2 separate regions of the Homo sapiens genome follow, and region 2 is linked to region 1. A link is a contact called in ENCODE Hi-C data. All regions are on one chromosome and are shown on one strand. Each heading gives the region's core, a stretch centred on a gene start or an enhancer-like site at or near the end of the contact. The rest is flanking DNA. Distances are from core to core; before and after follow the strand shown.

What was found. Hi-C counts contacts between places; a loop is a spot of excess contacts on that map.
Region 2: a map of tibial artery shows a loop between it and region 1 (10-fold over the local background). The contact joins the promoter of CAP2 here to the enhancer-like site in region 1. A Hi-C loop is called at or near these places in 2 of 168 maps with a recorded cell type or tissue (chondrocyte and tibial artery).

The regions. Positions count from the first base shown.
Region 1 is chr6:17,031,340-17,035,382 of GRCh38, reverse strand. LOC105374951 (a long non-coding RNA gene) reads right to left here. Exons shown (of 3, transcript XR_926534.3): 3 at 1,158-1,544. Among named protein-coding and RNA genes, the nearest start is that of STMND1, 69 kb to the left of the region's middle. Within about 2 kb of position 2,287, at least 17 of the 41 ENCODE cell types and tissues checked have a DNase peak (open chromatin) inside an H3K27ac peak, as active enhancers do; they include tibial artery, where a contact is called at or near this core.
Region 2 is chr6:17,391,390-17,395,650 of GRCh38, reverse strand. It overlaps CAP2 (cyclase associated actin cytoskeleton regulatory protein 2), which reads right to left and starts at 2,056. Exons shown (of 13, transcript NM_006366.3): 1 at 1,905-2,056.

The sequences.
Region 1 (4,043 bases), core at 1,038-3,537:
TCCTCTCAGAAGTTTTATGCTGCAAGTGAAAATATTATCATCTCCATTTTATAGACGAGAAAACCGAGGCACAGAAAGAAGGATTAGGTCACTTTCCAAGGTCACACTGTCAATAAGTGGTAAAACTAAAAGGTAAATACGGATCATCTGATTCTTGAGTCCACATTCTTAATGATTATATCACATGAACTTCTGCACTGCTTGAAGGACAGACAACAGGCCAGCATAAAAGTAGAAAGTGCTGGGTGCTAAGAGGCAGTGTCTGGGTTGAAGAGCTTGCTTTAAATCGGGTGATCAAGGAAGACCTCTCTGAGGAGGGGGCATTTGAGTTGAAACCTAAGTAATGGGAAGTTGTTGAACATGCAAAGATGTGAGGGTAGAATTTTCCAGGCAGTGCAGTCAGCTAGTCCAAGGATGCTAAGGCAGAAAGAACCTGAATCGTTTGAGGGACAGAAAGAGGGCAAATGGGGTGGTCATGATCTTTGTGAAAAAGGGATCCAAATTTAAAAGAGAAAATTCTGGTTTACTATCTTATCAGTTTCTTCATCTATACAAAGGGATGACATGTTTCTCCAGCAACTATTTGGTTACTCAGTGGAATAGTTCTTACAGGCAAGTCAGGATAAATGCTTGATTCTTTCCCCCTTGCAATTATTATCTTTATTAAAGCTCAAATTGTTCCATATTTGACCTTACCCTCTTGTTATAGAATAAAAAGAGATCATGGTAGCCATTATTATAATCACCGTTATTAATAACACATCCATAGTAAATAAAGCCTGGCCAGCTTGCCTTTTTTCATAAGAACATGACCCTGTTCTAGTCAATGCTTAATCAGAAAGGCACTGTGTAGCGAGCACAACAGCCATGTAATTTGAAGTTATCACATCTAACTTGTAAGGTAACTATTCTTGTCATCATATAGATAAGGAAATGAAGGCTCTCAGGGGTTGAATAATATTACCAAAAACAAATATCTAATGTAAGTAATAAGACCGCAATTTTATTTTTTATTTTTTTGAGACAGGGTCTCTCTCTGTCACCCAGGCTGGAGTGCAGTGGCACGATCATGGCTCACTGTAGCCTCAATTTCCCAAGTTCGGACGATTCTCCTGCCTTAGCCTACCGAGTAGCTGGGACTACAGATGCACCACCATGCTCAGCTAATTTTTGTATTTTTTGCAGAGATGGGGGTCTCACTATGTTGCCCAGGCTAAGATTGCCATTTTAACTCAGTTTTGTCTTGCTTCAAAGCACAAAGTGTTTCTTCTATACCATACCTCTTTGCAAACTCATCCGGAGCAGGCAGGGAGCAATGGTTTTATCTATATTGTAGTATCGCCTGCAGATGCAGACACTGTGATAAATCTTTTTTAGATGGAGAATCTGATGAACATGATGATAATACCGGAATGATGATGATAAAGTAGAACAAAGTGAATTGGAGAAATGAATTGCTTCAGCCATGTTCCTGTCCTCAGGTGTTCAGCTGCTTCTGATAAAAGCACAATCTTCCACTGCAGTTAACGCTGTGTAGGCTTGGCCTGAGAGAATCAAGAATAAAGCTGATTGCAAACTTGGTGCATAACAGAGAAAATAAAGACATCATTTACTGACTGATTTGGACTAAGAAAAGATGTATTTACTTGCAGTTTATTATGTTGAATGTGACAGGCATACATTTGTGCTTTTTATTGAATGATGACTTACTACATACAGGAATTGGTGCAATTTGTAATGCAGATTATGTTTTTAAACAAAAAAGGGTGCAAATACACTGATGGCTGTCACATGACTCGCTCTGCACTTCTCAAAAAGTGGCTGGAGCGTGGGCGGAACGACAAATATACCCTAGATGCACAAATGTAATTTCCAAAGAAGAAGATTCTGGGCAGCTTCCAATTCAGTCGGGCAGATTTAGACAGAAGAAATCCATGGCTAAGAAAAGCTAAGTATCCTAAAATAGCAGGAATTGGAGTAGGATCATGTGAATCACTCCCATTAACTGCTGAGATGCCTCCAGACAGAGCAAGAAGAGCCACAGCTAAAATCAGGATGTGGCGTGAAAGCGTCCATGTTGGATCTCTGTAAGATTCCTAAAGTTAAATACCTGGGAATCCCATTTTTCTTCTAATGATGGGAGGTGGGAGCATGGGAAAGACGGAGGAATCTCCATTCTATGTGAAATGCAACGGAATGAGGGCTTGGCTCACAGCTGATTTTCTGAGTAATGAGTTTGGTGACCTCACCAGCTTCTAGGCATTGGGCCAGATCTTGTCTCGTGATGCACATTTGTACAATTCCTCGAGGATGCAGACTTGGGTTTTCCACTTGAAGTGAGTTTGTGAATTTACAAGTGGGCAGGCTTCAGTCTATTTTCCGTGATAATCAACCATCATATTTGTTTCCTTCAAAACATAACTGCAGTTAAAACATCCTAGTTTCTTTGAGATAAAGGCAAATTTTATTAATTGCTTTTCTTCATCTGACTGTTTGGGCTTTACAGCTCACTTCCTCCAGTGATCCAGCCATTAAGGAGTGTTCATTCATGCTAACAGCTTCCATTTAAACTGCTTGTGACTAATATTAGAGGGAATGGATGATTAAAGGGGCAACCCATGCAAATATTTGAAAATAAATAGAAACGTTTTTATTCCGAGGCTTTTATTTGCCTTGAGGGAAGGCAAAGCTGGGCATGACATAATTTTCAAATTATGTTTCATGGCTTTTTCATCACTTCAAATATGAGTCTCTTTTGTTTAACAGAGATGTCGTGGCCTGGGAAAAATGACACGTCAGAATGGTTTCTTCTCTTACGATCTTGGCGCTTCACAATTAGTAATAATTCTGCTATGGAGATTTTGACTCTGACCTCCCCCAGTTGGTAATTTACCATAGACAACTTTCCCTCCTAATAATCTGTAGGGCCTACCCCCTAGCTCACACCTGTTGGAAAGCCCTGGCTCTTGTGCGAGAGCCCCCCAGTGCATTTCAAAGAAAGGCTCAGCTTGCCAGCTCTTGTCAAAAGTTATCACAGACCGCGATTCCATTTAAGGCCCGGGCGCAGCATCAGAGGCCAGAACAACTCTACGTCTATACTGCAAATCCCTGCCCAGCGAATTCATGCTGCAACCAGCGCACAGCAGCGGGCCGGCGCCTGTTTTGCACGGTGGTGAGGCGGCGGGTCTATTTTTAGGCAGCTGATGGTAGATTTGCCTTCCACAGATCTGCTTTCCCCCCTCTGATTACAAAAAGAGGGCCTGCGTCTGTGCAAATGAAAATCAATGGGTGAGCCAAGGAGTGCCAGCGCGCTCTGAAGCCCTCTTTGTTCCTCAAAGGCTCCAAGCCTCTGTGCGGCGATGCCCCGCCTTGCCTCAGAAGCTGCCTTGCCTCAGAGGCTATTTGGATGCAGAGGTGTTTTGACCAAGGGCATTTGGTCTTGTTTTGTTTTGTTTTGTTTCATGTTCCAGGCAGGACATGAAATAGGAAAAAAGGAATGGAAATCGCCATTTCCACCCTCCCCACAACTTCCCTGCCATGACAACTCGCCGGCCTCGCGTGTACCTCCAGAGCCCTCTAGGACAAGCCTGGGGGCTGTGTGGGTGGCAGCAGCAGTAAGGAGAAAGAAGCGGGAAGAGAGGCACCTGCTTGTCCTCAAGTAGAAGCAAACGAGTGGCCTCAGTATCCTTTTCATTCTCCTCCTGAGCCACTGCCAGCTTGAGTGAACTTTCCTAGGACTAGTACTAGTGTCTGTGGGGAAGGGACTGCTGTAATAAAGTGCCACAGATGAGGGCTAAACAGCAGAAATGGATCTCTCACAGTTCTGCAGGCTGCAAGTCTGAGATGAAGTATCATCTGGGCTTGTTCCTTCTGAGGACTGGGAGAAAAAATCTGTCCCAGGCTTCGCCCCTGGCTTCTGGTGGTTTGCCTTCAGTCTTCAGCGTTCCTTGGCTTGCAGAAGCATCACCCCACTATCTGCCTTCATCTCCACTTGGAGGTCTCTGTGTGTGGATGTGTCTGTGTCCAAATTTCCTCTTTTTAAA
Region 2 (4,261 bases), core at 807-3,306, 360 kb before region 1:
AATAAGTTAATGCTTTTCTGGAGGGTATTTAACTTAACTGCCAAGGTATAACAGGCACTCAAGAGAATGTGGCCCATTAATCCTTTCAATAGGCTCCTCTCCAGATTCTAGCACAGAATCAATCAGTGGGAGTAGCAAACTACTACTAGAAGGACAAATCCATTCCCTTCTCTCTTACTTTTGTGTTTTCTGCTCCTCCCTCAAGCTAAGAATAGTTTTTACATTTTTTAATGCCTGGAAAAAAACAGAAGAATATTTTGTTACTGGTGAAAAGTTCAAGGTTCAATGTCTGTAAATAAAGTAAAACACAAACATACCATTCCTTTAGGTATTGTCTTTAGCTGCTTTCAAACTATAACTGTGGAACTGAGTAGTTGCTAAGGAGACCATATGGCCTGCAAAACCTACATGTTTACTATCTAGCTCTTAACTCAAAGGTTTACCAAACCCTACCCTGTATCAACAAATTAAATTACTTCTCACATTAACGATGGGGAACAAAAACTTACTTCCTACTAGCAAAGACCACCTTGATAATCACCTTCCTGATTTCTCATAGTCAACTTCTTTTTCTCTTTATCCTTAAGAAGTATTTATATGACACTTTGATTGTAATGTTATTAAGAATTTTTTAAATTTCGGGATTCATGGAGAAGTCGCCTTTCCTTGCAAAATATGCAGTATATTCAAGAAGTCATGCTCCATCTACACTTAAGGTACTGAATTAACTATTTCACACACTTTTATTGTCTATCCATTACATGCTGTGAGCCAAATACTGTTTGGTGCCGTAGGAACTACCAAACAACCCATCCTTGCTTTCAAGAGGCTTGCAGTCTAATTAGACTCTAGTAACTATAAATCCAATTCTCTAAAGTTCACTCTACCGTTGTAATTTTACACTAAGTGGGCTTAGATAGTTTACCAAGAATTCTAAGGAACATAGCTTCAATGAAATCTACAGAAGCAGTAAGGAAATAGGAGTACTCAGTAAACTACAGTGCTCAAGTCCCAGAAGCTTCTGCATTTCCATAACTATAAAACCAAAGGTCCTAGATGTTTTTACCAAGTGTTCATCTCCACTCTGGCTGTTTGGACCTAGTCCCGGTTCAACTTCCTAAATGCAGTCACCCATACATACTCATTTTTAAGAATGCATCCATTCAAATATTGCTACAACTTGCAGCGAACACCACTCTGATGAGAATAAAGAAAAGGCCATCTGCAGGTTGATTTTTGGCCCTAAAAGTGATGATACGGCGGCTACTTCCACGAACACCCCTCTACCCAAAGCAGTCAGAGAGCCAGCGGCGGGTGCCGTTTTTCCGAGCCGTTCCCCCAGTCTCAGTTGCCTCTGCATTTTTTAGAAGTGACTCATCGCCTCAAGTCAGGTTCTGCAGAGGGGAAGCCAGGTCTGTTTCTTTCCAGCACTTTCTGATCGAGGTGGCTCTGGTCAGAGCCGGCGCAATGACTCCCACCCCCACCCCCCTGGAAGACTCACAGCCCGGTGGACGAGACCCCCCAAAGTTAGAGCGGCCGGGCGGGCGGCGGCGCTGGGGTGGGGAGGCCGCGGCCGCCCGCCAACCCCGGGCAGCTCCTGCCCGCACCCCGCCTTCCGAGCGGCCAGGACGCCGGAGCTGGGGAGGCGGGGGCAGGGCGCGCCGCTCCGCTGACCCAGATGGGAGTCCGCCCGCGCCCGCGCCCCGCGCCCGGGTCGCCGCGCCCCGGCCCCCGCGCCCGCGCCGCCTTTATTCCCCTCGCGCTGCTGCCACAGCCGCAGCGTCCCGGCCGCTTCCCTACCCCACCCATCGGGCTCAACTTGCCAGCGCCCGCCGCCAGGCGCCCCCCGCACCTGCACCCCGACCCCTCCCCGCCTCGCCGGGCCCCGACCGCTGCAGGATTACCTGCTTCGCTGCCCTGGGGTCCCGTCCTCGGCAATGCAAATCCGTGGTCGGCCACTCGTACCCTCCTCCCGCGGCCCTCCCCTTCTCCTCCCCTCTCCCTCCTCCCAGCTGAATAGGAGCCGGTGTCAGTCACGCTGCTCCAGGGGAGAGTCGCCGGCAGCTTCCGGAGCTCCAAATACAGACGAGCTGAGGGGGGAGAGGGAGAGCAAAGCCACGCGGGTGGGGAGTGGAAATAAAGGGGAGCAGAGAGGAGAAGGGGGTGGAGGAAAGGAGGGGCAGATGGGCCGTGGGAGAAAAGACAGGGAGATGGGGAAGGCAGAGCCAGGGAACGCCAGCCTGCCTGCCAAGCGCCAGGCTATGCGAGAAATGGATTCAGTGCATGAGGCAGTATTGCAAAGAAGTCTGGAAAGATCCGGAGGCTCCTGGCTGAAGGAGGCACAGATAGGTTGGATACCCGAAGATCTGTGCAGAGAAATGGGTAATGGATCCTTAGGAATCAAGAGACGGCATGTGTGTCCCCAGACCCAATATGAGGATAAAGGCTCTGGGAGGAGAAGGAGCTAGACAGCTAATGCTTTAGCGAGACATCAAGACTGAGTGCACTCATAGTGCGTGTGATGACATTTTTAAAAAGTATTTTATAAACAGCAACTTTTTAAATGTCCTGATTATTTAAAAATTAAAGTAACCAAACCCACTTGGCTTCTTAAGATGTGCAGCATATTTGTGGCCACTTCCCCTTTATATATTGATTATAATTGCAAAATTGGAGGCTTTTCTCTTAACGTCATTAGAAGGAAAGCATTGATTTTCAATTTTCATCAAAGTTTATTTCAGTCTAAAAAAGTGACTTGAAGCTCTTTATTGAATGAATGCCAGGAAAATAATTGCAGAAAAGAGAAAAAAAGAGGGGAAATGTAACTGATATCTTCTGAAAGTAAAATCTCCAAACAATAAATATGAGATGAATTTCTTAAAGGCCAATATTCTCTGTCGATGTTAAAATTGCACATAAGTTGGTTCTGTACATTATAAGGCTTATTCTGACCCCATAGGTCAGCACTTATACAAAGGTCATTCCAATTACACATTGCTCTCTGCTGACAGTAATGAGGTGCAGTGAGTCTTTGCTTCCCTTTGTCTGGAAAGAAGGGAAACAAAATGACATAAACATTGATCAATGAGTGCGTACATTGCATAAAGCCAGAGCCAGCACCCTCCCTATCCTGTGGATACCTTGCATATGGCGGGCATTCAATATGTTTGTATTAAATAATGAATGAATGGATGGATGGATGAAGTATGTATGCATTTAGAACATTTGTGTTCCAGAAATGCAGAAAAAATATATATCCATAAGAATCAATGTGTGCAGGATCACAGGGAAGTTCCAAGCATCCATTCATATGACTTTTTTTTAGCACTAACTTCAACAAACATTAGCACAGTATTTCCTTAGCTACATCTGTTTTTTATTGGAGTATAAAGTATTATGGAGTCTAAGAGTGGATGAGCCACAAATCCTGTCTTTAGGTTGATAATATAGTAGGAAGATGTGAAGAGTATAAAAATAACCACAGTTCTAGGAATGTCGTAAAAAACATTCTAAAAGAAGTATGAACAAATTTCCATGGATGTTCAGAAGAAAGGAAGGTTGCTTCTAGACTGGGGATTAGAGAACACTTTCTGATGGACATGAAAGTTGAGTCTTCATGCGGAAATGAGACATTAAGAGTGGATTGTGGAGGAAAAACCCTCAAGATGATGGGCAGGGACAAAAGTGGAGAGGTAATAAAGGATGGCATGTATGAAGGACAGTCTGTGAGTTTAGCTGGATTGGAGGGCTGTGGAAGCCAGGTATGGAAGGAAGGTTAGGCCCTGGCTGGTAGAGGCCTTCAATCTCAGCCTAAAATGTTTGAAGCCTAAGTAGTAGGCACTGGGGGACTATTGACCATTTTTGAGCATAATCATGATAGCAATGGTTAGTTTGGTGGTGGTATATAGGACTGGAAAGAGATAGGAGGCAGGGAAATCCACTAAGAAATAACTAGCTAGTCTGGAGGGGAAAGTAACGAGCCTCAACTTGAAGCCTGAACTCTTCCCTTAACTAGCCCTGTCATAGCATCTGTCTGCTATATGATGTCTCCCCAAAAGGGCTAGCCCCCAGTGAACACTTCTTCCTCACAACTCTTTGATACTTATTGTCCATATTTTCCAATTGGACCTATACATTCCAGGAAAATGGGGATTAGGTCTGTTTGGTTAATTGCTATTTTCTCAGGCCAGACACATGAAGATCACTGACTACGTATTTGTTGATAACATTTTCTTGTACAGGATTAGGTCAGAAAATAGTG